Regions from separate parts of the Homo sapiens genome. Here all the other regions are linked to region 4. The links are chromatin loops, found by intact Hi-C in ENCODE. Cell type or tissue: mammary epithelial cell. All regions are shown on one strand.

Evidence for each region. Hi-C counts contacts between places; a loop is a spot of excess contacts. Peaks named below come from ENCODE experiments on the same cell type or tissue, not always from the same donor. Only the 100,000 strongest peaks of a DNase experiment are listed, where the experiment ranks them.
Region 1: a loop joins it to region 4, with 8 times the contacts of the local background. A loop is called at or near these places in 14 of 110 quality-filtered maps.
Region 2: it touches region 4 in a loop (12-fold over the local background); 12 of 110 quality-filtered maps call a loop at or near these places.
Region 3: it touches region 4 in a loop (27-fold over the local background); 11 of 110 quality-filtered maps call a loop at or near these places.
Region 5: a loop joins it to region 4, with 7 times the contacts of the local background. A loop is called at or near these places in 15 of 110 quality-filtered maps.
Region 6: it touches region 4 in a loop (17-fold over the local background); 4 of 110 quality-filtered maps call a loop at or near these places.
Region 7: it touches region 4 in a loop (14-fold over the local background); 18 of 110 quality-filtered maps call a loop at or near these places.

The regions. Positions count from the first base shown.
Region 1 is chr2:233,491,099-233,495,098 of GRCh38, forward strand. It overlaps USP40 (ubiquitin specific peptidase 40), which reads right to left. Exons shown (of 32, transcript NM_001365479.2): 25 at 2,327-2,453; 26 at 69-163. Among named protein-coding and RNA genes, the nearest start is that of USP40, 74 kb to the right of the region's middle. In mammary epithelial cell, no CTCF peak of the experiment used is centred here; DNase peaks (open chromatin) are centred at 1,213 and 1,863; H3K27ac peaks cover 2,362 bases.
Region 2 is chr2:233,555,426-233,559,425 of GRCh38, forward strand. It overlaps USP40 (ubiquitin specific peptidase 40), which reads right to left. Exons shown (of 32, transcript NM_001365479.2): 5 at 1,430-1,594. Among named protein-coding and RNA genes, the nearest start is that of USP40, 9.4 kb to the right of the region's middle. In mammary epithelial cell, no CTCF peak of the experiment used is centred here; a DNase peak (open chromatin) is centred at 2,076; H3K27ac peaks cover 1,493 bases.
Region 3 is chr2:233,402,907-233,406,906 of GRCh38, forward strand. The region is part of intron 3 of DGKD (diacylglycerol kinase delta); the gene reads left to right. Among named protein-coding and RNA genes, the nearest start is that of DGKD, 50 kb to the left of the region's middle. In mammary epithelial cell, a CTCF peak has its summit at 1,520 (motif pointing right); no DNase peak of the experiment used is centred here.
Region 4 is chr2:233,709,746-233,713,745 of GRCh38, forward strand. The region is part of intron 1 of UGT1A8 (UDP glucuronosyltransferase family 1 member A8); the gene reads left to right. The region is part of intron 1 of UGT1A10 (UDP glucuronosyltransferase family 1 member A10); the gene reads left to right. All of the region lies in intron 1 of UGT1A9 (UDP glucuronosyltransferase family 1 member A9), which reads left to right. The region is part of intron 1 of UGT1A7 (UDP glucuronosyltransferase family 1 member A7); the gene reads left to right. It also overlaps UGT1A6, UGT1A5 and UGT1A. RefSeq lists enhancers at 2,865-3,365, 3,366-3,866. In mammary epithelial cell, a CTCF peak has its summit at 1,863 (motif pointing left); a DNase peak (open chromatin) is centred at 1,836.
Region 5 is chr2:233,478,235-233,482,234 of GRCh38, forward strand. USP40 (ubiquitin specific peptidase 40) reads right to left here. Exons shown (of 32, transcript NM_001365479.2): 31 at 2,969-3,063. Among named protein-coding and RNA genes, the nearest start is that of USP40, 87 kb to the right of the region's middle. In mammary epithelial cell, a CTCF peak has its summit at 2,390; no DNase peak of the experiment used is centred here.
Region 6 is chr2:233,831,137-233,835,136 of GRCh38, forward strand. It overlaps MROH2A (maestro heat like repeat family member 2A), which reads left to right. Exons shown (of 42, transcript NM_001394639.1): 39 at 273-404; 40 at 1,041-1,143; 41 at 1,443-1,508; 42 at 2,002-2,282. The coding sequence ends at 2,123. Among named protein-coding and RNA genes, the nearest start is that of HJURP, 21 kb to the right of the region's middle. In mammary epithelial cell, a CTCF peak has its summit at 1,851 (motif pointing left); DNase peaks (open chromatin) are centred at 1,505 and 1,805.
Region 7 is chr2:233,447,214-233,451,213 of GRCh38, forward strand. DGKD (diacylglycerol kinase delta) reads left to right here. Exons shown (of 30, transcript NM_152879.3): 13 at 874-968; 14 at 1,063-1,162; 15 at 1,890-2,163; 16 at 2,769-2,918; 17 at 3,709-3,837. Among named protein-coding and RNA genes, the nearest start is that of DGKD, 95 kb to the left of the region's middle. RefSeq lists an enhancer at 3,482-4,000. In mammary epithelial cell, CTCF peaks have their summits at 1,214 (motif pointing right) and 2,040; no DNase peak of the experiment used is centred here.

The DNA of each region.
Region 1 (4,000 bases), 220 kb before region 4:
GAATATATTAATATCTCACTGGAAGAAGCCACATTACCACTAAGTTATGGTGCAGGAAGAAGTCTGACCTGAGACTTCAGCTCCGCCAGCGTGGCATCTTCTGAGATCTCTATGTCTCCCAAGTAGAGGAGAGAAACTTGCGCAGGCTCGTTCCCAGAAGCACCTTCCAAAGGACAGAGCGGGATGTTTACAAGGAACTTGAAACTTATTTTGTGTTTCTGAAATACATTGCCATGTTTTGATATTGTAAATAGGTTATTAAAATTCCACTCAAGAGCCTCTGCATCCAAGTCTTATGAGGAGGCCCTGTCTGGCAGGTAAGCAGGCAGGGACATGTTGTCGGCAGACTCCCAAGAGGTCTGTGACACTTATGCCCCTACCTTGAATGTACTTTTCCACATTCTCTCCTTCCTCAAAGAGGACTTTTTGGGTAGGATATGCTGGCTGCATTCTGTATGTTAGCTTCCTGTTTCCTCATCATAACACTCATCCCAACCTGTTCCTCGTGTGTGTGTGTGTGTGTGTGTGTGTGTGTGTCTGTCTGTCTGTGTGCAGGCGTTTAATCTGCCTCCTCAAAACAACAGAATTTTCAAGAGGAGGCAGGCCATCTATCTTGTCTCCCCAGTTCCTGGTACAATGGGTGCCACATAGTAAATGCCCAATAAATGTTTATTTATAAGGAAATCTTGACAATAAGAAGGCCTTTCCAAGTTTGTTTAAAAAAAGGGAAAAACACAATGCTTTCTCATCAAAAACAATATAAAAGCTGGCAACTAAATTTAGACTGTCTTCACTTATTTTTGCCTTAACTGTCTTTACTGCTGAGCATGCCACTAATGCATAGCAAGAAATTACAGAGAGATTAGAAGTCAACTAAGTGCATGAGAAGTTCCTCTTGTGTCTTAAGGAAATTACAGGCTGACACTACCGGAAAGATAATTTTAGGAAATTCTAAAGAATGAAATATATAATCACCTGCTACATAATGATTTGGTCAAAGACCACACATGTGATGTGATCCTATAAGATTATAATACTGTATTTTCACTGTACCTTTTTCTGTTTAGATACACAAACACCTGCCACTGTGTTATGATTCGCCTTCAGTATTCAATACAGTAAGCTGCTGTACAGGTCTGTAGCCTATGAGCAAGAGGCTACACCACATAGCCTAGGTGTGTAGGAGGCTCTACCATCTAGGTTTGTGTAAATCACTCTACCGTGTTCACATAATGATGAAATCATCTGACGATGCATTTCTCAAAACATATTCATGTTGTTAAGTGACACATGAGTGCATTTCCCATGTGTTGTGTACAGATGTATTACCAAAAAAAGAACCTTTTATTTACTTTTCACGTAGAAACATACTGATTAAACATGCTTTTACAATCTATATCCAATTCTATATGTAACTAGAATTCTATCACCAAGGCATTTTTAGCATTAGTTAACATGAACTACTGTAACCCAACTAAAAAGTAACTTTATGCCAATTTTATAGCTCATTCAACATTACTCTCTCTATATAATCCTAACTTCAAAGAATAAGGAGATAAGAATTTGACTCATTTATATTAATTTTATTACTGAGGCTGAAAAGATTAAAAAGAAATATAAGTAATATACTTCAAGGCACTAGAAAAACTAAATAAGTAAAGCCTGATAAAAAGAAAAACATAGCTAAAGAGTTGGGCCTATTAAAAATATACTCGCTCCATTTCTTTATAATGAAGTGGAACTCCTCTTTGTACAAGGGCAACAGAACTCACTGATAGTGACTTCTGCCCATCGTGATGTGTGCGGCTGAGTGCTGAGTAAGACAACATGCTTGTACTTGTCTATGTTCCTTCTCAGAAGTCAGTGAGATGATATCAAATGCCCTAGAAGCAGTTCCTGAGGGTTTTGAGGCAGAAAGATTGGAAGACATGTAGGATGTGGACTCCTGGTCTCTGCCCCTGTGGGCTAAAATGACATCATTAGAATTGGATGAAGTCTCAATATTCTGGTACGTGGTGATAAATGGGGCCCCTGTTGCCCTGAGGATCTTGAGAGATGATACATAAAAGTCTTTGGAAAGTGTAATATATTGATATAATAATAAACAACAAGATATATAGTGCTTTACAGAGGTTACAGAGCACGTACAGAAATGGCACAGTGTTATTATTATGTGATGTCTGGAATGACTTATGAAATTAATAGGTCTTGATTTTCAAGATCTTACGTTTTAAAAATAAATATATCAATTGACTCTCAGAGCACAGGCAGTCAATTTACTTCTCTTTATGATGCACTGGCTGCTGAAATCCCATTCTGTTCTCACCTTGGCTGGAAGTGGCTCTCCAAACTCTGCCCCAAGACGAAGTACAGTTGGTCTGGTCCTGATGACTCTCCCAGTGTCCTGAGGGACCCTGAAGCTGGTACCACCAGATGGGCACCTTCAGGAAACCCTGAAGAATGGAGCATGTTTAACTGCTGTGATTACAAAGATTAAGTGAAACTCTACTTTTACTTCCATAGAAAGAAACACCTTGATGACCTAAGATGTTCTTGAACTTATCATTTTTCCTTTTAGATTTATTAACTGTCATAAATTATACTTGTTTTTACAATCAAAAATTTAAAATCATAAAAATCAGACTTTGGGGTGACTGGACTAAATATCCCTTGCTTAAAGGTATCTTAGTAGATAATATAAATGAGAAGCATAAACAAGAACAATGCATTTGCTTGAACACACTATACCAGCGTTTCCAGGCGCTGTCCAAGCACTGCTGGCCCAGGATACCAGTCCCAGCAGTGCAGTTTATCACACAGATGCAAGAGCCCATTGATCTAATGGGTTTCTGATACAAACTAAAGGAAATAAACCCATTGTCTTATACATACCCTGTAATTTCAGTTTTACTTATTTAGCTAGTTCTTCCCACCTCATTTTTTGTTAGTGAAGAATTTTAACAGGTTTATTAAGAGATAAAAGGTGCTATTGTTGCAGCACTTAATTTCCAACAATAGAAGATGAGAATAAAAATTAACCACCTAAAACATTTTAAATAGATAGTTCAAGAAATGTGCATTAGAATATTTTTCTGTTTATCAGATTAGTGAAGATTAACAAATATTTGACCTTCATTCGATTAAATAAATGTAAATCAGAACAACAAAATTCCATTTTTTTTTTTCACCTAGCAGACTGTCAAAAACCAGAAAATTATGTTGGTGAAAATATGGGTAAACTTGAACATTTGTAAGTTGGTAGCAGGAATATAAACTGCTGAGAAGTTTCTGTAGAATAATTTGCCTGTACCTGTCATATTTTAAAATGTGCAAGTCCTTTGACCCAGCCATTCCACGTTTAGGAATTTACATTCTGATATACTAGTGCATGCATAGAAAGCCACATATGCAAGAATATTCTTACAAATTGTTTATGGGACCAAAAACCATGAACCAACTTCAAGGACCCTCTTTAAAAGATTTTTGGCTGGGCTTGGTGGCTCACAGCTGTAATCCCAGTACTTTGGGGAGGCTGAGGTGGGAGGATCGATTAAGCCCAGGAGTTCAAGATCAGTGTGGGCAACAAAGCAAGACAAAAATAAAAAAATGTTTAAAAATTAGCCAGGCACAGTGTGCCTGTAGTCCCAGCCCAGGAGATCGAGCTTGCAGTGAGCTATGATCATGCCACTGTACTTCAGCCCGGGTGACAAGAGTCAGATCCTTTCTAAAAAAAAAAAAAAAAAACCAAAAAAAAAACTGTGCAATTTCAGTTCTAGGAATTTATCCTGTAGATATACTCATATACAAGCAAAATGGCATATATATATATATATATATATATATATATATATATATATTTATATATATATATATATATATATACACACACATAAAAAATAAATAAATAAATAAATATATAAAATAAATATATTTTTTACATTGTTACTTGTATCAACAAAAGACTGGAAATGACCTAAATATTCTTCAAAAAGAGACTGGT
Region 2 (4,000 bases), 150 kb before region 4:
TCATGGTGAAGATTTCAAGTACCAAAAGTAACATTTATACAGTATATGGTTTATAATATATACGTGAAAAGTTAATGTCTTTAATTTATAATGGCCTTACATATGTTGTTTTGAAAATACTCTGATTTACTACATCATAGCTAAGTCAAGCATGTAGTAATTCAAAGACACACGCAACATCTTAATTATTTCCAAACTTAAAAAATCACTCTTTTTTTTTTTTTTTTTTGAGACGGAGCCTTGCTCTGCCACCAGGCTGGAGCACAGTGGCGCAATCTCAGGTCACTGCAACCTCCACCTCCCGGGTTCAAGCGATTCTCCTGCCTCAGCATCCTGAAAATCACATATTTTTATATACACATCTATTTTCAAGAAAGCAATTAACACCTTTGAAAATGCTAATTTTGGGCCAGGCGCGGTGGCTCATGCCTGTAATCCCAGCACTTTGGGAGGCCAAGGTGGGCAGATCATGAGGTCAGGAGATCGAGACCATCCTGGCTAACATGGTGAAACCCCGTCTCTACTAAAAAAATACAAAAAATTAGCCAGGCATGGTGGCGGGCACCTGTAGTCCCAGCTACTCGGGAGGCTAAGGCAGGAGAATGGCGTGAACCCGGGAGGTGGAACTTGCAGTGAGCTGAGATCGTGCCACTGCACTCCAGCCTGGGCGACAAAGCAAGACTCCATCTCAAAAAAAAAAAAAAAGAAAATGGTAATTTTGTCCTGATACAAATACACAAACTTCCTTGGCATAAATAACAAAAGCAGCCTTTTATTAAAGGATCAGTGATGAATTCAGTGATAATTGACTATATAAGATTTGTAGGGCAAACAGGATTACATTTACATGAGCAAATTTCCAATTTCTAATTTCCAATTAGATTAAATGGGCAATATGTGTCATTACAAAGAACTGAAGGTTATACTAATTAACATAGGATTACAATAGCTTTATATATAATATATAAACATAAGCACACATATATAAATGAACTTTCTGAAGAATATTAATAAACTAAATCCCATATTTAATTACAAATGTTTGTCAAATTAAACACTCCTTGGTCCTCAGTATTATCTATTTTTATTACCTCCCTAATTAACTTTCTTTACAATATTCCAACCATGATGACACTGGCTTCTCACATGAGGCCACAGTCTTCTATTTGTAAATATCCCCCAAATCTATTTTCCAAATATTAGGGTACTGAATAAAAGATTAAGTTTCAAGATATTTGCTTCTTTCAATCTACATGGAGAAATCTGGATTATAGGCTCATGATTTAGGTGTAGTTAGAAGAAAAAAAAACTCAATAAATTACTTTTAGTAATAAACACTTTAATCCTTGTGTGGTATATATCATACATTTAATTACATGGATTATAATTTACAACATAACTTATTACTAAAATACTCTGGCATATTTACCTGCCTCTCGCTAACGTTCTTACATTCTTTACAAACAATCTGGTTAACAATGGTTCCATGGTACAGACGATAGATGAGGTCATGACCGGAGGTCCCAACTAAAGAAGTTTCCAAAGCGCTGAAGAGGATTCGATTCAGTTCCTGCACATCATGTTGCCTCATTTCCTACAAAACAGGTAACTTTTAGATGTAATTCCGGGCTTCAGATTTTTTAAAACATTAAAAAAACAAACATTAGTCAATAAAAACTCAAGATTTATCAAGCAATCTGAAGATCAGATATAAGAATGACTCAGCAAAACAAGCTGAGCTGGTTAAGAGATTACCACCTATTTTTATTTATACTAAAAAATGAAAATATGAACAGGCTGGGTTCAGTGTGTACATGTAACTCAATTCCTTTGACACCCAGAATGTGCATTTATTCTTGTGGGAAACCACACACATGGCCATGCCACAGAAAGCAGAGAGGGATATACCAGGCACAGACCAGTGTCTAAGAGCTGGCAGTGTCTGCACAGGAACACCTCACTGAGATCAGAGCACATGTGAATAGTCCGAATTATCAACAATAGAAAAGAACTAGAATGTACTGCTTTGAAGTAAAAACAACTAAAACAAGACTAACACAGTGTTACTGAGAAAAAAATCCTGATGGAACTTGCTTTAATCCATTATGAGTCACGCAGTTGTGTGTGAACTTGTGCTTAAGAAAAATTTATAACCAAACCAAGGGGCACACCAAGACTGAGAAGTGGAGAAGAGGAGGAAGAGCAGCTGGGGGGAGGGCCAGGAGAGTGAGGCCCCAGGAAGCAGGAGGAGCTGAGGCTTTAAGGAGGGTGGTGAGTGCTGCTGAGAGCTCCTTCTGCTGAGAACAGAGAAGTGTCTTCTGGACTTGGCACAGGGATGTCACTGTTGACTTCAACCAAAAAAGTAGAAAGGAAGGAGAGGAACAAATGGAGAGTTCAGAAGCAGAGGCAATAAGGGAAGACAATTTCAAAAATAAGTTTCAACCAAGAGCAATAGCTCATGCCTAAAATCTCAGCTACCTGGGAGGCCGAGGCAGCAGGATGCCTTGAACCCAGGGCTGCAGTGAGCTATGATCATGCCATTGCACTCCAGGCTGGTGACAGTGAGACCTCATCTCAAAAAAAAAAAAAAAAAAAAAAAAGTTTTGTGTGAAGAGCAGCAGATAAAGTGGATGAAAGCTGGAGGACTTCTATCTTGCCTTTTAAAATACAAGACCCTCAAGGATGTAATTTATCTAATATCACTGGCTATGATGGGATAGAAAACTTGTGGAAGTTTTCAAGCTCTGTTCCTAAACAATCCTACACTTCGCAAAGGTACCACAGAGACCTTCTCCTACCACTGCAGGTCCAGTCCTAGAGGGTTTTCTGCAAGATCTTATTTAGACAAAAAACAAAAAAAATTTTCACAGCATTAAGAAGAAACCAGCAACTTAGTGAAGCTCATTATCAAAAACAAAGAAAAATCTATCAACCAATGACTAGATTAAAAAAAAAAAACAAAAAACATGTGGCATATCCATCTAATAGAATCTCATTTGGCAATAAAATGGAATGAAGTATCGACACATACTACAACATGAATGAACCCTGAGAACAGTACTTTAAGTGAAAGAAGACTGTTACGAGACCACCTATTGGATCACTCCATTTCTATGAAATGTCCAGAATAGGCAAATTCATAGAGACAGAAAGGAGGTCAGTGGTTGCCAGCGGCTGAGTTGAGGGGGATGGAAAGTTACTGCTAACGGGTATGGAGTTTCTTTTTGGGGTGGTAAAAATTTTCTAAAATTGATTGTAGTGATGGTTGAACAACTCTGTGAATATGCTAGAAAGCACCACTGAACTGTACCACTTAAAAGAGTGAATTCTGTGGCATGTAAATTACATCTCAATACAGTGTTTTTTTTGTTTGTTTGTTTTTGTTGTTAATCGGATTAACGCCAAATACCAGCCCTACACCAGAAATTTAACATACTTGTTTAGGGAATGTATTATACCCCATTTTGCTTGAAAGTCCATGCCTTACCTCCTTAATCACATAGTTAGTATCACCTAGTTAAGAAGTGTTCCTGGTTAGAAGACTACCCTTCAGAGTTTACCATTAAAGGCAATATAACAGTATTCCTATCGTTTGCTCTTTAACTTCTGTGACAGTTGCCTATACCTGTCTTTGCAGGATTACATCCATCTATTCCATATAAAAATGGTAGACTGGGATTTGTTTGGATTTGTATAGCTATAACAGCTCATCAATATGTGCAACAAGCACCTTTACTCATTGCTGACAAGTGTGTAGTGTTCGTATACAGTAGAATGCCTTTTAGAACTCAAACAGGAAAGTGAGAGAAAGCCCACATACAACAAGATTCATAAAGAAAATGGAGAAGGTCAGGAGAAAGTCAGGACAGGAATAAAAAGACCTGCCAAGAACCATTTCACTTTTTTGACTGAAGCAAACCTTCAAATCAGAACATGTGGATTCAAACACAAAGCACATAACAAACAAAGAATTTTTAAAAATTTACTTACAATGTAATTG
Region 3 (4,000 bases), 310 kb before region 4:
CTACTCTGGGAGACTTCTAACAGTATATAAAGAAGTAGTTCTAGTGCCCTGTCATAAGTAGAGTGGAAGAAGGTACAAAGTACAGTTAGAGTGGTGGTGGTTAGCCTTGGGAGGGGAGGTAAGCTTCTCTGAGGAGCGGCATGAGAGCTGGATGTGGGGACGGGTCCCTTTTGCAGAGAGGACTGGGGAAGAGTCAGGGAGTCGGGGACATCCAGGAAATAGGTGGTAGGAGTGTCTGTTCATGTGACACACTAGCAGTGCCTGCTTTCCAGGTACAAGTCCTCCTGTATGGATTCATTTGTTAACTTAGTTCTTAAAGTGTTTGAATCTTAGTAATGATTTTAAAGGAAATTTAAAATAGGGAGAAAATGGGCTGGGTGTGATGGCTCACACCCGTAATCCCAGCACTTTGGGAGGCCGAGGCAGGCGGATCACCTGAGGTCAGGAGTTCAAGACCAGCCTAGCCAACATGGTGAAACCCTGTCTCTACTAAAAATACAAAAATTAGCTGGATGTGGTGGTGGGCGCCTGTAATCCCAGCTACTCAGGAGGCTGAGGCAGGGAGAATTGCTTCAACCCAGGAGGTGGAGGTTGCAGTGAGCCAAGATCGCACCGTTGCACTCCAGCCTGGGCGACAGAACAAGACTCCATCTCAAAAATAAAAATAAAAGTAAAATAGGGAGAAAATGTTCCCACAGTAGCTCTGCAGTTGTTTTCTTTTTTCATGTTTCTCTTCAGACTTTTTTTTTTTTAGATGGAGTCTCGCTCTGTTGCCCAGGCCGGAGTGTAGTGGCGCGATTTAGGCTCATTGCAACCTCTGCCTCCCGGGTTCAAGCAATTCTCCTGCCTCAGCCTCCTGAGTAGCTGGGATTATAGGCGTGTGCCACCACACCCAGCTAATTTTTTTGTATTTTTAGTAGAGACGGGGTTTCACCATGCTGGCCAGGCCGGTCTCGAACTCCTGACCTCGTGATCCGCCCACCTTGGATTCCCAAAGTGCTGGGATTACAGGCGTGAGCCACTGCGCCCTTCCTCCCTTCAGACTTTTTAATAGGCACACATTAAATTTTACATGTGTTATATACATGTATAATTTTGTGTTTTGTGTTACAAAGTTAAATTTTGTGTTTTGTGTTACAAAATTACATTTTACATGTGTTATATACATGTATAATTTTGTGTTTACATGTGTTATATACATGTATAATTTACATGTGTTATATACATGTATAATTTTGTATTTTGGCTTTATTTGCTGTTTTATCATAAGATTCCCCATATCATGAGTCTCTGTAATGATCGTTTTTTATGGTGGCAGATATTTCATTGTGTAGATGTGTCATCACTGATCAGTTAAACTTTATTTGCTCACTCTTGCAGCATTAGGAACTGAGAATGTTTCAGTTTTTCCTGTTGGAGATAATGCTAGAATGTGCATTTCAGATCACAGGAGGGACATTTAGGGAGGTGAGTTTGTTCTCCCCTGCAGAGCAGCTTCCATGCTGAGCCCTGTTTGCCCAGGAGAGGGTGCAGTTTGCCCTTCAGGAGCTGCTTTGGTTTGGTCTTGGGTTCCTTTTTGTTACCTGCCCTGAGAGTTGAGAAGACAAAACTTCCTCCTGCTTTGGGTGATTCTAGTTTGGTTCTGGTTTACAGCTTTATTTTTGAGTATTTCTGTATTTCAGCTTCTATTTACTTTACACCATTTTAGATAGATCATCATTTGAACTTTCAGATATCCTAAGCCTCCAGAATCTCTAGAGGATTGGCATGTCACATAACTTTAAAAAAGCAATATCAAGAAGAAGTTGGGTTTGTTGAAGGGAAGTGGACAGATCAGGGGACTCTGGCTTATATGGCTAAGCTGGTGGAGGAAGACATGTGAGCAGACATTGGGTGAACGTCTGCTGTTCCAGTGGCACATCCTGGAATGAGGTTGGGTGGAGGGTAGGTAGAGAGCTGCCCCAGGTATGGAAGGTGGTAGAAGAAGAGTTGAGTACACACTTGCATGAGGGATGGGGCTGGTTTACAGGAATGGAACCAGCTTGGAAAGAAGACAGAAGGTGAGAAGTGAATACTTGTTGGTATCATGTAAGAACAGAGTGAAGAAAAAGGACAGGCCGGCCCTTGGTTTATTTTTAAATTTCAGGAAAATGGATTGGCCAAATAATGGGGATCAAAAATAAAGGGTGTTTTTATTATGAGCCAAGTGAAAATTAAATTTAAGATATGTATGTTGTTATGGTTTGATTGTGTCCTCCAAAGTTCATGTGTTGGAAACTGAAGCGCCAGTGCAACAGTATTGAGAGGTAGAAACTTTAAGAGGTGATCAGTGCTGGGTGCAGTGGCTCACGCCTGTAATCCCAGCACTTTGGGAGGCCAAGGCGGGCAGATCACCTGAGGTCGGGAGTTTGAGATCAGCCTGATCAACATGGAGAAACCCTGTCTCTACTAAAAATACAAAATTAGCTGGGTGTGTTGGCACATGCCTGTAATCCCAGCTACTCAGGAGGCTGAGGCAGGAGAATCACTTGAACCCAGGAGGCGGAGGTTGCAGTGAGCCGAGATTGTGCCATTGCACTCCAGCCTGGGCAACAAGAGTGAAACTCTGTCTAAAAAAAAAAAAAAGAAAGAAAAAAAAAGAGGTGATCAGGCCAGGAGGGCTCTGCTCTGGGGATGGATTAATGCTGTTATTGTAGGGGTCAGTTCCTAATAAAGGGATGAGTTCATCTCCTCCCCCTTGTTCTCACTGTCACCTTTGACGCAGCATGAAGCCCCTCACCAGATGCCGCACCATGCTCTTAGACTTTCGAACTATGAGGCAAATAAACTTCTGTTCATTTAAAATTATCTAGTCTGTGGTATTCTGTTACAGCAGCGCAAAACAGACTAAGACACATGTCTAGAGGGCTGCTTATGTGTAATAGCTATATAATACTGCATATATAAAGGGCAGTTTATATTTAATGCTGGTAGAATATCATGAAGGTAGTGTATGTTAGAGTTAGGTTTAGCTACTGTATTAGTTTCTCATGGCTTCCATAGCAAATTATCAGATAACATGAAACAGAAGAAATGTAATTCTATCACATTCCTGGAGGCCAGACATCTGAAATCATGGTGTTGGCAGGGCTGGGGTCCTAGGAGAGACTCTGTGACTTGCTTTTCCCAGCTCCTGGTAATTCCAGGCATTCCCTGGCTTGTGGCTGCATCGCTTCAAGATCTGCCTCTGTCTCCACATGGCCTTTTCTTCCTTCTTCTGTGTCTTCTCCTCTGTTTTCTTAAACAGACACCTGTCCTTGGATTTAGGGCCCACTCAGATAATCCAGGATGATCTCATCTCAAGATCCTTAACTTGATTACATCTGCAAAGACTGTTTTTCTAAATAAGGTCACATTCACAGGTTCCAGAGATTAGAACATGGACATACCTTTTGGAGGCCATCATTCGATGCCCTATAGCTACAAATAAGAATGGTGTGAACAGGCAAGGTTTTATTCTTTCACACCAAAGAAAGTAGTCCTTGGTGAGTATGGTCATTCTGCAAGGTCGACCGAGCCCTTCCAGAATGTGAGTCTTCTAGTCTAAGAGGCTATGAGGTGCTAGTCACCACTGTGTCTCCTGTTGTTGGACGGGGAGACGAGGAGAGGAGAAAGTGTGTTGCCTGGTAGGAGTTCATAACCAGGATTCATGGCCCCCTCAAAGCGGTCTGTGGATATGACTATATTGTATTAAAATTGGTTTCCACTGTAATCATAAGTATTTTATTTTTGGCACTTAGAGAAATTCTGAGAAGGAGTTCATAGGCCTCACCAGACTGCCAGAAGGGGTCCATGGCACAGAACAGACGAGGAGCTCTTGTATGACTTCTCCAAAGTGTGACATGGCACTTCTGCGGACATCCTCCCGGTTGATCTTTAGTTATGTGCTCATACCGTATAGCTCTCAGGATGCTTGCCCTGAAATAATCATATCAGAATAACCATGTTATGCAGAGAGAAG
Region 4 (4,000 bases):
AACATTATTGGAGTATTATTTACATGCAATAAAGTGCACCGTTTTAATGATACATTTCTGAGTTGTAATGATTTTATTTAGCTGTGCAGCCATCACCACATTCAAGACACGGAGCACTCCATTACCCAGTAACTTCCCTTCTGTCCTATCTCAGTCACCTAATACCTCCCCTCACCTTAGGCAACCCTGGATGGTTTCTGTTGCTGGATAACAGAATTGTCTTTTCTAGAGTTTCATCTGAATGGAATCATACAATTATGAATGAAAAACACACAGGTATACTGTTTTGTGTCTGGCCTCTTTGGCTCGGCATAATGTCTCTTCAGATCCTTTCACATTGTTGCATGTATCAATATTTCATTCGTTTCTATTTCCGAGTAGCATTTCATTGTATAGATATATCATCATTTGCTTATGCATTTATTTATTGATGGACATGTGGATAGTTTCCAGTTGTTGGCTATTATGAATAAAGCTGCTATGACTATTCGAGTACGAGTGTTTCTGAGATTTCATTTTTCTTGGGTAAATACTTAAAAGTGGGATTGTTGGGTTGCATGGTAGGTGTATGTATGACTTCATAAGAAACAGTCGAACTGTTTCCAAAGCAGTTATACAATTTTACATTCCTAACAGCAACGCATTAGAGTTCTGGCTGCTCTGTATTTGTGCTAAGACTTGCTATTTTTAGTCTTTTACATTTTAGCCATCCTAATGGGTGTGTAGTAGAATTTCATTGGGTTTGAATTTGCATTCCTCTTATGACTGATGATAATCTTTTCATGTGCTTATTGATCATATGCCTGTTTTCTTTTAAAAGGTGCCCTTTCAAAATCTTCCGCACACCTTTATTGGTTTGTTTGTCTTCTTATATTTGAGTAGTGAGTTCTTTACATATTCTGGATACAAGTGCTATGTCAGATAGTTGTGTTTCTGTTTACTTCTGGTGTGTGGTGTCCTTTGTTTCATTTTTTAAAAAACAACGTCTTTCAAGGAGCAAAAGTTGCAAGTTTTGATTAAGTCAATTTTAGCAAACGTTTTGTGTTTTGTACCCCTCGTGCCCTATCTAAGGAATCTTTGTCTACCAAAAGGTGGGAGGATTTGTTTCTATGTTTTTTAAAAAAGTTAAACAGTTTAAGTTTGTAGGTTTGGGTGGAAAGAGGTCTTTAGACCACTTAGTCTTTGTTTAGGTCTTTGTTTATGTCTCTGAGATTGGCAGAGGGGAATATACAATCATTCAGATCAGGCTATTGGATGCCTTTTTCTATCTCTGAATTTTTCTGGGGTGACCTCACTGACACCCATGGCTTCAATCACCACTTATGCTGATGGCTCCAAGTCTATCTGTGCAGCCCAGACCCCTCCTCATCTCCAGACCCTGGAAGCTGATGCCTTGGGCTGCTCCTCCTATTTCCTGGGCACCAGGAATATGAGCTACTCCCTCCCCACAGTCCTGCTCTCCCCAGTGCTCCCATGTCGCTGAAGGCACCACCATCTTCCAAGATACATGGGCCTCCCCAGGGTCTAGGAGTCCTAGACGTGGGAGTAGAAATTAGATGACATTGGTGTCTAAACAAAACACCACTGCATGGAGATAGAACAGGGGAGCCCCCTGAATGTGGTGAGAGCACCCTCCCAGGTGTGTTCCACCCTCACCCCGGGCTCATCAGGAGGGTGCTTAGGATGCATACAGTTTTAAGGGGGTTGGAGGAATAGTTCAGAGGCTGAGATGTTGCACCCACAGCTGAGAATCCCTTTCTAGCGCTCTGTGTCCTCACAACTCCCCGGGAATCATCCTCCCCTGGAGAGTTCCCAAAGCCCTTGCAGGCCTGCCTTCTCTGTGCCTTCCTGCCTGCGCCCTCTGGTGGACAGCTCCATTCGCTGCCTGTCCCATGGGTTCTGTCCAAAGGTGGAATCTATTATCAATGTGGATTTCTAATGGGGGTAACTTCCTCCCTAAGGGAAGCCTCAGCTTCACCAGCAATGGCAGACACGGCCAGGCATGTAGACACAGAGGAAGTGAGATAGAAAGTGTGCACAGCCCAGAGAGCCTGCCCACATCATCCTGGGGCGACCAGGACAAGGAGGCGTCAGCAATCTTGCCAAGCACAAGTATGAGTGACTTTCTGGAGCAGGACGAGTCTCATGGGCGTGAGACCATTGTGAGTGCTCAGGGTCTCTCCATTAGAAAGGCACACGTTTAATTCTCCATTTTGAAATTTGAACTAGAGCCCCCACAAATTATTCTGTTCTGGAGGAACCATTCTTATCAGAACTTGGTGCTGGATTGACTTGGAAAAAAGCCTGACCATAATCTTCAGGATGAAATAAAGGCCTGGATGAATGGACACTTCAGTCTCTAAGCAGACTTGCAGAAGACTGGAGCCTTCAGCATTCAGAAGAGGAATTCAGACTGTGCAAGATCTGAGGCCAGGCTCCAGCTCCCCCGGTCCCTTGGTGAGCAGGAGCTCCCTGAACCCACCATGGGTCTTTGCTAGGGTTGTCTTGCACATGTGTGCTTTAGACAGCAGCACCTCTTCTTCCATGGTGTAGATGGAGAATCCTCAACAAAGCCTTTCCAAGAATCTGATCATCACATCTTGAGCTCAGCCTCCCTGCAGCTTTTTTTATATTGACAGCCACTTCAGAGAGAGTCCTCTTTGAGCTTTACAAGAAATATCCTGGTGTGAAAAACGACCAAAACCAGATAGCCAGCCTCCCCACTCCCTGTTTAAAGAAAGCTGGCTTAGCAATGTTGTCTGCATTTTGGATGTGCTGTGTTACCCATATGTGGGAAGAAAGAGTATTAAGAGTTAGCAAATAGGGTCACATCCAGCAGAGACCATATGGTTGGGGACTAGGGCAATGGTGACTCCTCAGACCTCAGCTGCAGCCTGATAAACGTGGTTAAGAGAGAAGTAGGAGACAGTGACATGAAATGGGGGTTCACAGCCTTGTGTTGGGAATTGAATGAGAAACAAGAGCTTGAACTTGGATGTTCCCCAGAGCGAGCGCAAGGTCAGATGAGTTTTTCAAGATAGGAGTGATCGGTCTTTCCCAGGGTGGGGCCCATAATGCAAGACAATTATAGATTAACGGGTAATAAGTAACTGGAGGAGGGCACTCTGTCTTCAATTACATGTTGATTTGCTAGGTGTCTCAGTGACAAGGTAATTAAGACGAAGGAAACAATTCTAGGAGGCACAACGTGGGGTGGACAGTCAGCTGTCGGTGGCTTCTGCTGAGATGGCCACAGGACTCCAGGTTCCCCTGCCGCAGCTGGCCACAGGACTGCTGCTTCTCCTCAGTGTCCAGCCCTGGGCTGAGAGTGGGAAGGTGCTGGTGGTGCCCACTGATGGCAGCCACTGGCTCAGCATGCGGGAGGCCTTGCGGGACCTCCATGCGAGAGGCCACCAGGTGGTGGTCCTCACCCTGGAGGTGAATATGTACATCAAAGAAGAGAACTTTTTCACCCTGACAACGTATGCCATTTCATGGACCCAGGACGAATTTGATCGCCTTTTGCTGGGTCACACTCAATCGTTCTTTGAAACAGAACATCTTCTGATGAAATTTTCTAGAAGAATGGCAATTATGAACAATATGTCTTTGATCATACATAGGTCTTGTGTGGAGCTACTGCATAATGAGGCCCTGATCAGGCACCTGCATGCTACTTCCTTTGATGTGGTTCTAACAGACCCCTTTCACCTCTGCGCGGCGGTGCTGGCTAAGTACCTGTCGATTCCTGCTGTGTTTTTCTTGAGGAACATTCCATGTGATTTAGACTTTAAGGGCACACAGTGTCCAAACCCTTCCTCCTATATTCCTAGATTACTAACGACCAATTCAGACCACATGACATTCCTGCAAAGGGTCAAGAACATGCTCTACCCTCTGGCCCTGTCCTACCTTTGCCATGCTGTTTCTGCTCCTTATGCAAGCCTTGCCTCTGAGCTTTTTCAGAGAGAGGTGTCAGTGGTGGATCTTGTCAGCCATG
Region 5 (4,000 bases), 230 kb before region 4:
GCAGATGCAGCAGGAGGTACTGTCCTGAGTTCCAAAGTGTCTGTGCCAATTCCACACCCACACACAGGGGATGAGAGCCCCAGTGACTCTGCGTCCTCAACACACGAGTCTTTCCCACTTTAGTGTTGCCAATAGGCATGTGGCACTGTCTCGGAGTAGCTTGAATTTACACCTCTTTTATCATGAGTGAATGGCTGAGCATATTTTTATATGCTGGCAAGCGATTTGCAGTTCCTTTTCTATGAACTGTTCATACCCTTTACCTACATTTTTATTGGATTGGTTGTCTTTTTCTTATTTGCAGATAATGTTTACAGCCATACCCTCTGACCTAGCAATTCCATTGCAGAAATCTGTCCTACAGATATATCCACATCTGTACTGCAAAATGGTGAATATACAAGGTTATTCACTGTGATGGTGACAGATTGGCGACAGCCTGGAAGTGTGTGAGGTGGGCATAAGTCACCTAAGCTGTGGTCTACCCATGCATCAGGACACCACGCTCCCACCATGAGACGGGGCAGCTGAGTACACACTGGTACATGAAAACAGCAAGGTTACCAAGAAAGTTCTGGTCAAAAGAGAAAGGAAAGCTTCTCTGCCCCTATACACAGGTCTCTGAAAGGACATGCAGGTGACGGTCACGCTGGCCCATCTAGGAGAGGCTGTGTACCTGGGGAGGGAGGTGCAGAGATTTCTCAGTGAACCTCTTTGGTGGCTTTTGAAAGCACGTGACACTATTAACTCCAAAAAAAAATGAAAAACAATATAGTAAGTGGTTACATCACGGTGTTCAGAAGACACCAGTGGTCTACTGTTGTGCAAACAGCACGTGTGAGGCTTAAGATGAGGTTTTCAGTGACAGCACCATGAATTTTTAAAATGTGCTATCTCAAACAGCACAGATGACAATGGAGCTCCCAGGGCCTGGGGAACTATTGGATGTCTCCAAATAACAGCCCTGGTGACAACTAAGGCTTTGACAGAGAGGATGCTTGGAGAAGTCTGATGAAGTCAGTGGCATCACATTTAAATGTGGAAACAGAGCCAGGCGCGGTGGCTCACGCCTGTAATCCCAGTACTTTGGGAGGCCAAGGCGGGCTGATCACAAGGTCAAGAGATTGAGACCATCCTGGCCAACATGGTGAAACCTCGTCTCTACTAAAAATACAAAAATTAGCTGGGCATAGTGGTGCACGCCTGTAGTACCAGCTACTTGGGAGACTGAGGCAGGAGAATCGCTTGAACCCGGGAGGCGGAGGTTGAAGTGGGTTGAGATCGTGCCACTGCACTCCAGCCTGGCGACAAGGTGGGACTCCGTCGCAAAAAAAAAAAAAAATTTGGAAAACAGTATTTTAGTGTCTATGTATTAGACACGTATAGAATTTTACGTGTGTGTGTGTGTGTGTGTGTGTGTGTGTGTCTGACCTTTAAACAGGAAAACCCCCGAAGCAGCCAGCGCTGCAGCCCCTCTCCCATATCCCAGGTCTCTGAGGGCACCAGGACCTGAGGGCTGCAGAGCTGCGAATGGGGGTGAGGCCAGGCACAGGTCCTTTGCTATCCTGGGGCTCCCGGGGCCCTTAGGGAGTCAGCAAAGGCCACGGGACAGTGCTGTCCGGAAAGCAGCCCAGACCCCGGAGAGCAGAGAGGAAGGGGCCCTGGCCCAGGGGCCGTGCTGCTTGCGGAGCTCACACAGTCCCTACCCACCTCCATCTTCACTCAGGGAGTCTCCTCGCTCGGCTCCCTGATTCTACTTCTACCTCCTAGAATCCACTCACCACAAAGCAGCCAGTGATCATGTCAACGCGTCCCCCTTCACACCCTCCAGCAGCCTCTAACCACGCTCGAACCCCCACTTCTGCCATGGTCACGAGGTCACGCTCACCTGCCCTGCCACCTCCACCTGGGACCTCTCTTCCCCAGACGCCCCCAGTGGCAGAGGGCATGCAGTCCCTGGCACACGGGCAGCCAAGATACTGAGGGGCAGAAGAAGGGGATTAGGGTGAGCGGGGCCAGATCAGGCTCCTACAGTCATTTGGGCAGGGAAAGATGAAATCCACCAGGGCAGAAGCAGTCAGAATAGGACAAAAGGCAGATTTAGGAGAGACCCAGAGTCCGTGAGTCGGGGAGTGGGGGAGGATGAGGACGCCTGGGGGCCTCTGGTGAGGCCTGCATGGAGCTGATGCCACGGGCAGGTCCTGGGACTTGTGGTGGTGGTGAGCTGAGCAGTGCGAACTGAGCCTCACGCCCCAGTTCCGGGTGTGTGGCCTGGAGGCCTGAAGACAGCCGGCTGGGCACAGAGCCTGTGGCTTGGCCTGACTGCAAGCAGCACCTGCTTCCTCCAGTGGCAGTAAGTGCAGAGCCAGACAACGGCAGGCGGCGCCAGAGCTGGGAGGAGGGAGAGAGGCAAGGAGTCCTGAGCAGAGGTAGAAGATGGCCTGTGGCAGCGGAGTCCTGGCGGCCAGGGGTCAGGCAGTGTCCTGGAGGAAGTGGGGTAGCAGCCCTGAAGCCACAGCAGCGTCCCCTGGAGTGGCCAGGCTCTCGGGAACCTTGGAGAGAGCGGGAGAAGGACAGGGAGCCCGCAGCAGGGCTGAGGTGGCAGCAAGACGGGGTGGTTCTGGAGACCTGAGGGTGTGGGAACCTGAAGGGAAAGCCAAGAGCCAGGCAGAGGGTGAGGCTGCGGGTGAGGAGGAAGGAGGGGGACCGGGGGGCCATGGATCTGCGGGCTCCTCATCGTGCCTCTGCAGTTCACGTGGACTTCACCTGTTCCACAGAAAGCTCCAGGAGGAGGCACTCAAGGAGAGGAAAGAACGCAGGGGGCGGAGAAGGACCCGCCACACTGGTGTGCTTTGTGTGCACTCTGAATCAACAAGAGTTTCCGGTCCCTCTCAGTTTCCAAGCAGGAATAAGAGAGAGTCAGAGAGGGCTCTGTCAGCTGCACATCTGTGCAGACCCCAGCAATTACCTTTTCCTTCTCCCCAGGGCCCGTTGTTTCTGCTTTTCTTTTCCAGTGTCATCTCTGATTGTACTGAAATCATCATCGTCGTCAATCAGGAGATTCTACATTTCAAAAGAAGTAATGAGCAGTGTTTTCTGACATCTTTTTAGCCTACATTTAAAAGAGGCATGTCTAAAAAACTACCTATATTGACAAAAGAACAGATTCAAATTTACATAAACTAGGTGAATAACTGATTAAAAAAAATCCTCTTGCTCGATGAAAACAAACTCGGGGGTGGCAAGAAGAGCTCCACAAGGGAAATTAATTTCCAGCCATCTGACCTTTCCCTTCAGCTCCAGAAGCTTCCACTGCGAGTGGCCAAACAGGGGGACTTTAAAGGGCTACCAGGCAACATGAAGACAGAGATCATCCACATCAGCACACGGATCTCTCATCGCCGCGCCAGAAGCACAGCTGTTTACTTTATAGACACCGTCAGTCTGTTCTCGCCTCTGTATTTCTATAGCCAGCCCCAGCTTCTGAGAGGCATGAACTTGGCTTTACTTCCTTGGCATCTCCTGCAAGCCTTAACTGCAGGGTTTCACAAACACAGGCTGCTCCCTGCATTCCCGTGACTGGGCAAGCCTCCTCCCTTTCCCAGGACTCGCAGGTTGTTTTCCACACGCATGTTATTTCCGTAAATGCTGTCCACAGGGAGGACGCCTCAGGGGCGCACCCAGGAAGGGAAGTGCGTGTCAGGAAAGACACAGCGCAGGGTCTGCGGGGTTCGTGCTGGGGGTTGCCCAGGTCGCTGGCTGCATTCTCAGGTGTGGAGGTGGGGAGCTGGCTCTGGCTAGACATCACAGTTAAACTCTTCAATGACTGAGAGATTAACCAGGCTCTGCAGGAGGGTCTGGCTACTTCTCAGTGCCCCGCCTCTGCTAGGAACATGTCGTGTCAAGTATTATAATCTCTATTCTAATACACTCATATGATAAGCCAATATTATAATTTCTGTTCCAGTAAATTGCACATGACACAAGTTTTAAAAATTGT
Region 6 (4,000 bases), 120 kb after region 4:
CAGGCAGGGCTGCTGAGGGCACGAAGGTGCTGGCTGAGGGGGCGGGTGGGGCTGCATCTGCCCCCAAGGGGCTTTCTATAAATGTACCTGCAGCCATGTTCAAGCTGGCAGGGGCCCAGGTCCCAGGTGGCCTCCCAGGAGCCACCAGCCCTGCCTTTCTTTGGCTTGGTGAGGCTTTTCTGGGGCTGCCCTCTGGCTTCCTGCCAGCCTCACCCCTCTGGGGAACCACGTGGCCTGGCTGATGGCTCTGCTGCCGTCCTGTGTCCCTGCAGGCCTGTATGGCTACCATGTTTCAGTGTGTGCACTTCTGGGGCTGGAAGTCCCTGGAGCATCCCTCAGGGCCAAGTGATACCGCTACTGATGACAAGATGACCGTTTTCCAGACAACCATGTGCTCCATCCTGGTGAGGAAGCCAAAGGGGGAACCAGCCCGTCCCAGGTGGCCACACGCTGGCTTGGAGCTGGGGGGTCGAGATTGCCACAGCTCTTTCTTGGGGCCCTATGTTTACCTTCCACACATGCCATGTCGAGACCGGCACTGTGCAGCAGAAATAGAAGGCAAGTCATGTGCCTATTTCAGCTGTCTGATGTTTCTTTTAGTAGGCACATCCAGAAAAGTGCAGAGGTGAAACTAATTTTCATGTATTTTATTTCACTCAAATAACTAAAACATGATCATTTCAACATGTAATCAGTATAAAAACTATTATTGTGATATTTTACAATTTTTGGGGTACCATCTTAAAACCCAGGGGGCACTTTACCTTAATTCAGACCAGCCACACTTGAAGTGCTGCAGGGTTACACATGGCTTGTGGCTACCATGTTGGACAGCACAGGTTCTCTGGTCAGATGGGATATGAAAAATATAACTGGTGGCCAGTGGTCCTTCACTTGCCAGCTACTCACCTGCTGTGTGACGCTGGGATGGGCGCTTGCCCTCTCTGATGCATCTTGGTGATGGGAACACGCTTGATGAATGACAGCCCATTGTCAGGGTCTCATCCTCCAAAGCTGTGTGTATCACTTACTTTTTGCAGACTCGGAAAAAGCCGGCTGTTCTCTACCGCTTCTTGCTAGAAACAATGGCCTATGTTAAAAATAACTTGTCAAGAATCAGAATCGCTGCTTGCAACTTGGCAGGTGAGCAGAGAGACGTCTCCTGACTCAAGATAGACTTTGAAGGCCCTCTAGTCCACCCCGGCACTCGGGGGAAGGGTGGATCATGAGTGGGAGGCATGTGGCAAGCTGAGACCAGAGCTCAGGTCTAAGCCCTGCACTGTGCTTTCTATCCCGTTTTGATTTTGGCTTCCTCCCTGCCAACGTGGGCTCAACAAAATCTTTCATCAATGCTCTCATAACGTAAAGTAAGTAAACCACAGGACGACTTGCCTGCTGACCTAATACTCGCGTGATGAGCATTTCTTTGGCTATTGTTTTAGGAATTATTATGAAGCAGATGTCTACACATTATCTGAAAAAGCTGGACTTCCCAGCATTACGGAATTGTGAGTAGTGGAGAGTGTTAGATGTTGAGTCCACGACTCACCAACTCACTAGGGGAGCTTAGAGAAACTGCTTCAAGGGAAGAGCCAGAGGACCCTTTGCTGTGGGGTTTCGGGGGGGTGGGAGTGCAACCAGGGCAGAGAGATGCACCTGGGGAGGCCTTTCCAGGACGACAGCTATTGATGGGTGGAGTCCCTTTCATTCCCTGGGCTGTTTCTCCCATTCATAGCTTCTTATGAAATGCTTTTGGCCTGATGCTGCTATCAGGTTCTGTGGGTGATTTCTGTCCCTGTTAGGGTGGTTACTGAAGCCCTGAGAGCTATGATGTGTGTTGAAACAGCTCCACCTGCAGTCCTCTGCTTTCCCACACAGGAGTTTCCCCGTCTGCCCCTGCCCACCTTCTGCGGCCCTTGCCTGCCATCACTGCCCAGGGCATGCAGCATGTGGTCCTGACTGGGCGGGGCCTGAACCTTCCCTCTTTGTGTTCTCTCTCAGCCCTCCAGGAACTACAGCTGGACCCGGATCCCGGGGTCAGGAGGGCAGCCCTGGAGACGCTCACAGTCTTGGATAGCTGTAGTCAGCATGGGTTTCTGGCTTCACCCCAAGGAATGTCCTAGGTGGTCCAAACATAAGACGTAAACTGTCTTCTTAGTGCCAAATGCAAGCCCTTTTTAATTTAGTTTGTAAGAAGTTTAGTTTGTAGGAAAAACACTATTGTAAAATAACTAGTATCCTTTTGTTTCCTTCCGTTGAAATAAACCTCCACTGTCGTTGGAGTAGACTTGTGACTGTAAGGTGGTGACAGCCCAGAACCAAGACAATGAGGCAAAGGGAACTTTGGCCTTAATGAGCCACTTCATTTCCGATTTCCCCCCAAGTACGTTTGTCTGACAGCCCACTGGCCCAAAGGGTCGGAAACTAGCTTTGTGTCTTCACTCGGAGTTCATCCACACGCATGCTGACAGCGTGCCTAAGGCCAGGCACTGTGCCAAGCGGTGAGGGGAGGCCTAGAGTGTCCCATCTGTCTCCAGGGACTCTTCTTTTTTTTTTTTTTTTTTTTTTGAGATGGAGTCTTGCCCTGTCGCCCAGGCTGGAGTGTAGTGGCGCAATCTCGGCTCATTGCAACCTCCACCTCCTGGGTTCAAGTGATTCTCCTGCCTCAGCCCAGGTGCGCAGCACCACGCCCAGCTAATTTTTGTATTTTTAGTAGAGATGGGGTTTCACCATGTTGGCCAGGCTGGTCTCAAACTCCTGACCTCGTGATCCACCCACCTTGGCCTTCCAAAGTGTTGGGATTACAGGCGTGAGCCACCGTGCCAGGCCAGGACACTTCTTAAAGGGAAAGGCACCTAACCACAACACACATCAGAGGGAGGACTGCAGCCAGGGTGCAAGTGCTACAGTGGCACAGGAGGGTGGGTGTGCAAGTCTGGAGACAATCCAGAAAGGCCGCATGGAGGAACTGACATTTATTCCAGGCCCTTCCCTTTGCGACTTAAAGTTACCAAAGTTAAGTTTGGACTGTTGCAACTGGAGCCCAGTGAGGCCTGGAACAGAATTTGGCTGCTGGTCAAAAAGGAGAAATTAGCCCCATGTCTAAGAACATGTAGGGGAAGAGAGGGGCAGTGTGGGGAAGGCTTTTGCTATGCTCAGGCCATCAGAATAGTCTAGGTGTCCCCAGAGCAGGTAAACCAGGACTTCCAAACTGTTCCCAGTCCAACTGCCAAAGGAATTCACCATCCGGGGTCCCATCAACAGGAGAGAGCTGCTATGCTGTCCAAAATCCAACCCGTGCTAAAGCCTTCTCTGGAACAGTGGTCTTCAAACTGTTTTGTGGAGCAAATGGTGACTTGATTTCCTGCCCAGTGATAAAGAGTATTGCTGCTAAACAAGCTTGAACACCACTGATGCAGTGGGGAGAGTGCACCATTCGATAGAGTACAAGGAGGCAGCTGTACATCTGTACAATTGGCTCTCCTTCCATGCCTGTGCAGAAACATTTCCAGATGGTTTATAGACCTAAATGGAGAGAGCAAAATTTAAGACAGTACAGTATTTTTTTTATCCTGAGAGTATGGTAGTTTTTCTTTTAAAAGTAACAGCAGAAGCCAGAAAAAAGGAGGAAGTTATCTGCCTTAGTATGTTTAGCGTTGCTAAAACAGAATACCCAAGGCTGGGTAATTTATACAGAAAAGGTTTGTTTAGCTCCTAATTCTGGTGGCTGGAAAGTCCAAGAGCATGATGTTGGCATCTGCTTGGTTTCTGGTGAGGGCCTTGTGCTATCTCGAGACACAGTGGAAAAGCAGAAAGGTGAGTGGGCAGGTGCAAAGGCAACCCGCTCTCACAGAGAGTGAGAACTCACTCCTTCAAGAGGGCATTCATCTATTCATGGGGTGTCCACTCCCATGACCCAAAAACCTGCCACTAGGCCCCCACCCCCTAACAATTACATGTGCAATTAAATTTCAAGACAAATGGCATCCGAACCATAGCA
Region 7 (4,000 bases), 260 kb before region 4:
CCACCTCTCTGTGGCGTCTGCAGCTGCCCTTCGCTCAGGCTCCTCTAGTCCAGCTGGTGGTTCTTTTCATTTGGTGATTGTTACTGTTGTGTTTAACGCTCCTACAGTTTCCCTCAGAGAACAGACTTTGTCTTTAGTTTCTATTTTGTGCTGGTGCAGTGCTGGGTGGGGTAGTACAAAGAGGTGAGCTTTTGTCAGGGGCTAGGGCAACGGTCAGCAAACAAGGCCTGCAGGCCAGATGTGCCTGGGCCCACGGCCTTGCAAGCGAAGACTGGTTTGTACATTTTTTATTTTTCCTTTTTTTAAAAAAAAATTTTTTTTTTGAGAGGAAGAGTGTGTGGGGGAAGCCCAGAATATTCGCTGTCTGGCCAGTAGTGAAGTTTGCGACCCTGGGGCTGGGTCCTAAGGACAGCAGGGATCCCACAGGGATAGGGCTGCCCTTCTGACAGCCAGAACAGATGGTGGGGGCAGGAGTGTGTGTCCAGATGGGGCTCACAGCCAGGTGGAAACAGCCTCTGCTGCAAACGGACCCAAACCTGGAGCCGACCCGCCAGCATGCCGCTGTCAGGATGAGTAGGGGTCAGGACGGAAGCTCCTAGCACAGGCCGTGCTGGGATCGCAGACTGAAGGAGATTCATTTGCAGTTTGCCTGCAGCTTGACGAAGCTTTTAAAATCTCTCACCTAGCACTAGGTGAGTCCCAGATTAGCGTTAGAAGTGAGTTGAGGCTTGGCTGGGTCAGACAGTGTCTGTTAGGAGAGACTCATCTTTCCCAGCTTGTGCTGGCAAGGAAGTGGCTGACAGAGTCACTGGGACTGTCATGGAGCTTGCTGTCACAGAGACCAACAGTCCTGGCCATTTGGGGTGATTGCAGGTACAGCAGATTCTCTTCTATGAAGACTCGGTTGCAGCCCACCTTTCTAAAATCCTCACCTCGGACCAGCACTCGGTGGTCATCTCCTCGGCCAAGTGAGTGCCTGGTGGCCCTGGGGAGGGCATGGTGCCCTGGCCCCCAGCCTGGAGCTGCCTCTCTAGAAGGGTCTTTCTGTTTTTCTCCCCACAGAGTGCTCTGTGAGACGGTGAAGGACTTCGTGGCACGGGTGGGGAAGGCCTATGAGAAGACGACCGAGAGCTCGGAGGAGTCAGAGGTCATGGCCAAGAAGGTCTGTTCCCGTGCCCTGGGTGGGAGGGGCATTGAGGCAGCGAGAAGCTTGCTCTGTCACCAGCAGAGGGCCGTGACTGCAGGTTGTCCAGGTTCTTGGTGATTTGAACAAAGAATTAGACAAAACGCACAGTAAAGGAAGACAAGAATGAAGCAACAAAGAACGAAGGCAGGGATTTATTGAAAATGAAAGTACACTCCACACTGTGGGAGCTGCCCGAGCAGCGGCTCAAGGGTCCAGACACAGAATCTTCTTGGGTCCAAATACCCCCTAGAAGTATCCCATTGGCCACTTCATGCTCACCTCATGTAAATGAAGTGGTAGCTTGCATTCAGTCTGATTGGTGGCAGAAAGCAGCCAACCAGAGGCTGAAGTGGTTACAAAGGTCACACTCCTGTGCAAACATCTGATTGGTTGCAAAAAGCAACCAATCAGAGGCTAAGGTGAAGTTACAAAGTTGCATTTCTATGCAGACTAAGACTCAGCTCGCAATCAGTATGGTTGGTTGTGGACAGCCAATTTCCCCAATTTCCCACCTGCCAGGGCGGGAAAGGTGGGGATTTGCAAAGGGAGTAGCCTCTGGTCTTTTTGTTACTTAGGCGTGGAGAGTTAGGATTTTCCTTTTGATCGAGTTCTAGGAAGTCTGGGTGAAATGGCCTGAGGTTCCCTGCCTGCAGACCCTGTTCTCCTGCCTCAGCTCTGCATGCCATTTCCTTTCCTTGTTCAGTGCTCTGTCCTGAAAGAGAAGCTGGATTCCCTTCTCAAGACCTTGGACGATGAGTCCCAGGCCTCGTCCTCTCTGCCCAACCCGCCCCCCACCATTGCCGAGGAGGCTGAAGATGGAGATGGGTCGGGCAGCATCTGCGGTTCCACCGGAGACCGCTTGGTGGCATCAGCTTGCCCGGCCCGGCCGCAGATATTCCGGCCTCGAGAACAGCTCATGCTGAGAGCCAACAGCCTGAAGAAAGCAATTCGTCAGATCATAGAACACACAGAAAAAGGTAACTGGCCTTGTGATGAGGAGGGGCTTTCCTCAGGCCAGCACTGGGCATGCCCAGCGTCCCCTGAACACGGAGATGACAGAAGGGTGCATGTTGAGAAAACCTCCACTGCGGCCCTCTCCACCCATGTCCAGGCACCAGACCCCCAACGAGTTCGCTTGCCCTCCTTCCACCCCTCCTCTCACACCCTCAGACCCCTTCATGCTGCCTCCCCTCGACCTCTTTCCTGGCCCTCATTGACTTCACTATAAGCGTCTCACTCCCGTGAGAGCCTTGAGGTCACGGCCTCACACCCGCACACCTGCGTGTCCATGCAGCCGCTCCTCCCGCTTGCAGCCCTCCAGCCTGCGCCAGGCTCCTCTGCATCCCTTGCCTTCCCCTGCAAGGGTTCCAGACCTCCCAGCCTGTTAGCAGGGACGCCCTGCCCCAGTGCCAGGACCAGGGGGAAGATGGGTGGGGGTGGGGTTTCGGAGTCCAAGCCTTTAGCCAGAGGTTGTTTGAGGAAGATCAGGCCGTGGGGTGAGGATGAGGGGCCCTCCACCCAGCCTGACAGCGCCCTTGGCTTTGCACCCGCGTGCTCAGCCGCACACACTCTCCTTGCACAGCTGTCGATGAGCAGAATGCCCAGACCCAGGAGCAGGAGGGCTTCGTCCTGGGCCTCTCTGAGTCAGAGGAGAAGATGGACCACAGAGTGTGCCCACCACTGTCCCACAGCGAGAGCTTCGGGGTCCCCAAGGGGAGGAGCCAGCGCAAAGGTACTTGTGCCTCCACCTCCCTCTGCGCACCGTCGTGTGCTTGGTTTTGGTGAGACGTAGCGGGCTTGCCAGGGGAGGTTTTAGGGCACTTTCTCATAGTTGCTTTGGCCACTTGGTTACATAAAAATTGAGCGCCCAAGGCCTGTTTCTGTGCATCTCCTGTGCGCGCCCTTGAGGTGGGTGTGTGCGGTCTGTCTTGGTGGACAGCAGTAGAACCCGCGAGACCCCCTCCATCAGGGCGAGGACTGCCTCCCTGAGGAGCACTTGCGTCCTGCCCTCACTGCTTCCTTGGAACCACACTGGGCCCCAGAACTGCTCAGAAGGGGCTGTGTCTGGCAGAGGGAAGGCGGGTGGGTGAGCGTGGGCCTTCTTTGTCCTTGCCCCTCCTGGAACAGCCCACAGCGCAGGCCCTGGTGGAGGGCACCCCCAGCCTGTGCAGGCTGCTGGGAGGCCCATGCTCAGAACTGACCCATGGCCACTGCATGGCCACCACTGAGAGCTCTGCTGTGTGTGTGCTCCGCCTCCCACAGCCCGGACTGACTGGGCTCACCCCTCCCTCCAGCGCTGCCACCTGTGGCCTGTGTTAACCTCTCCATGAGCCCAGCCCCCCAAACATGTGCACCCACTCGGTCCTCCGCCCCCTTCTTTGTCCCACACACTTCACGCAACTGCCTGTGGTTTGCAGCCCTCCCTCCTCAGCCCTCCCACCTGCTCGTGTCGCTAAGGACCCCCCAGGATTTCACAGTCTCTATTCCACACAGCTGTAAGGTTTTCTGCTGTGTTGTTACAGTGTCGAAATCTCCGTGTGAAAAGCTGATCAGCAAAGGGAGTCTGTCCCTAGGCAGTTCTGCTTCCCTTCCGCCCCAGCCGGGAAGCCGGGACGGCCTGCCTGCGCTCAACACCAAGATCCTGTACCCAAGTGAGTGGCGGCCAGCAGGAGGGACTGGTGGGGGCCCTAGCACAACACTGGTCCCGTCAAACTGAAAGAGATGGGCTCGCTGCCCTCGGAGAGTTTACAGGCCCCTGAGAAAGATAGGTGGAATTGAAAAATTTACACGACTGTATGAAAAGTGCTTTTTTTT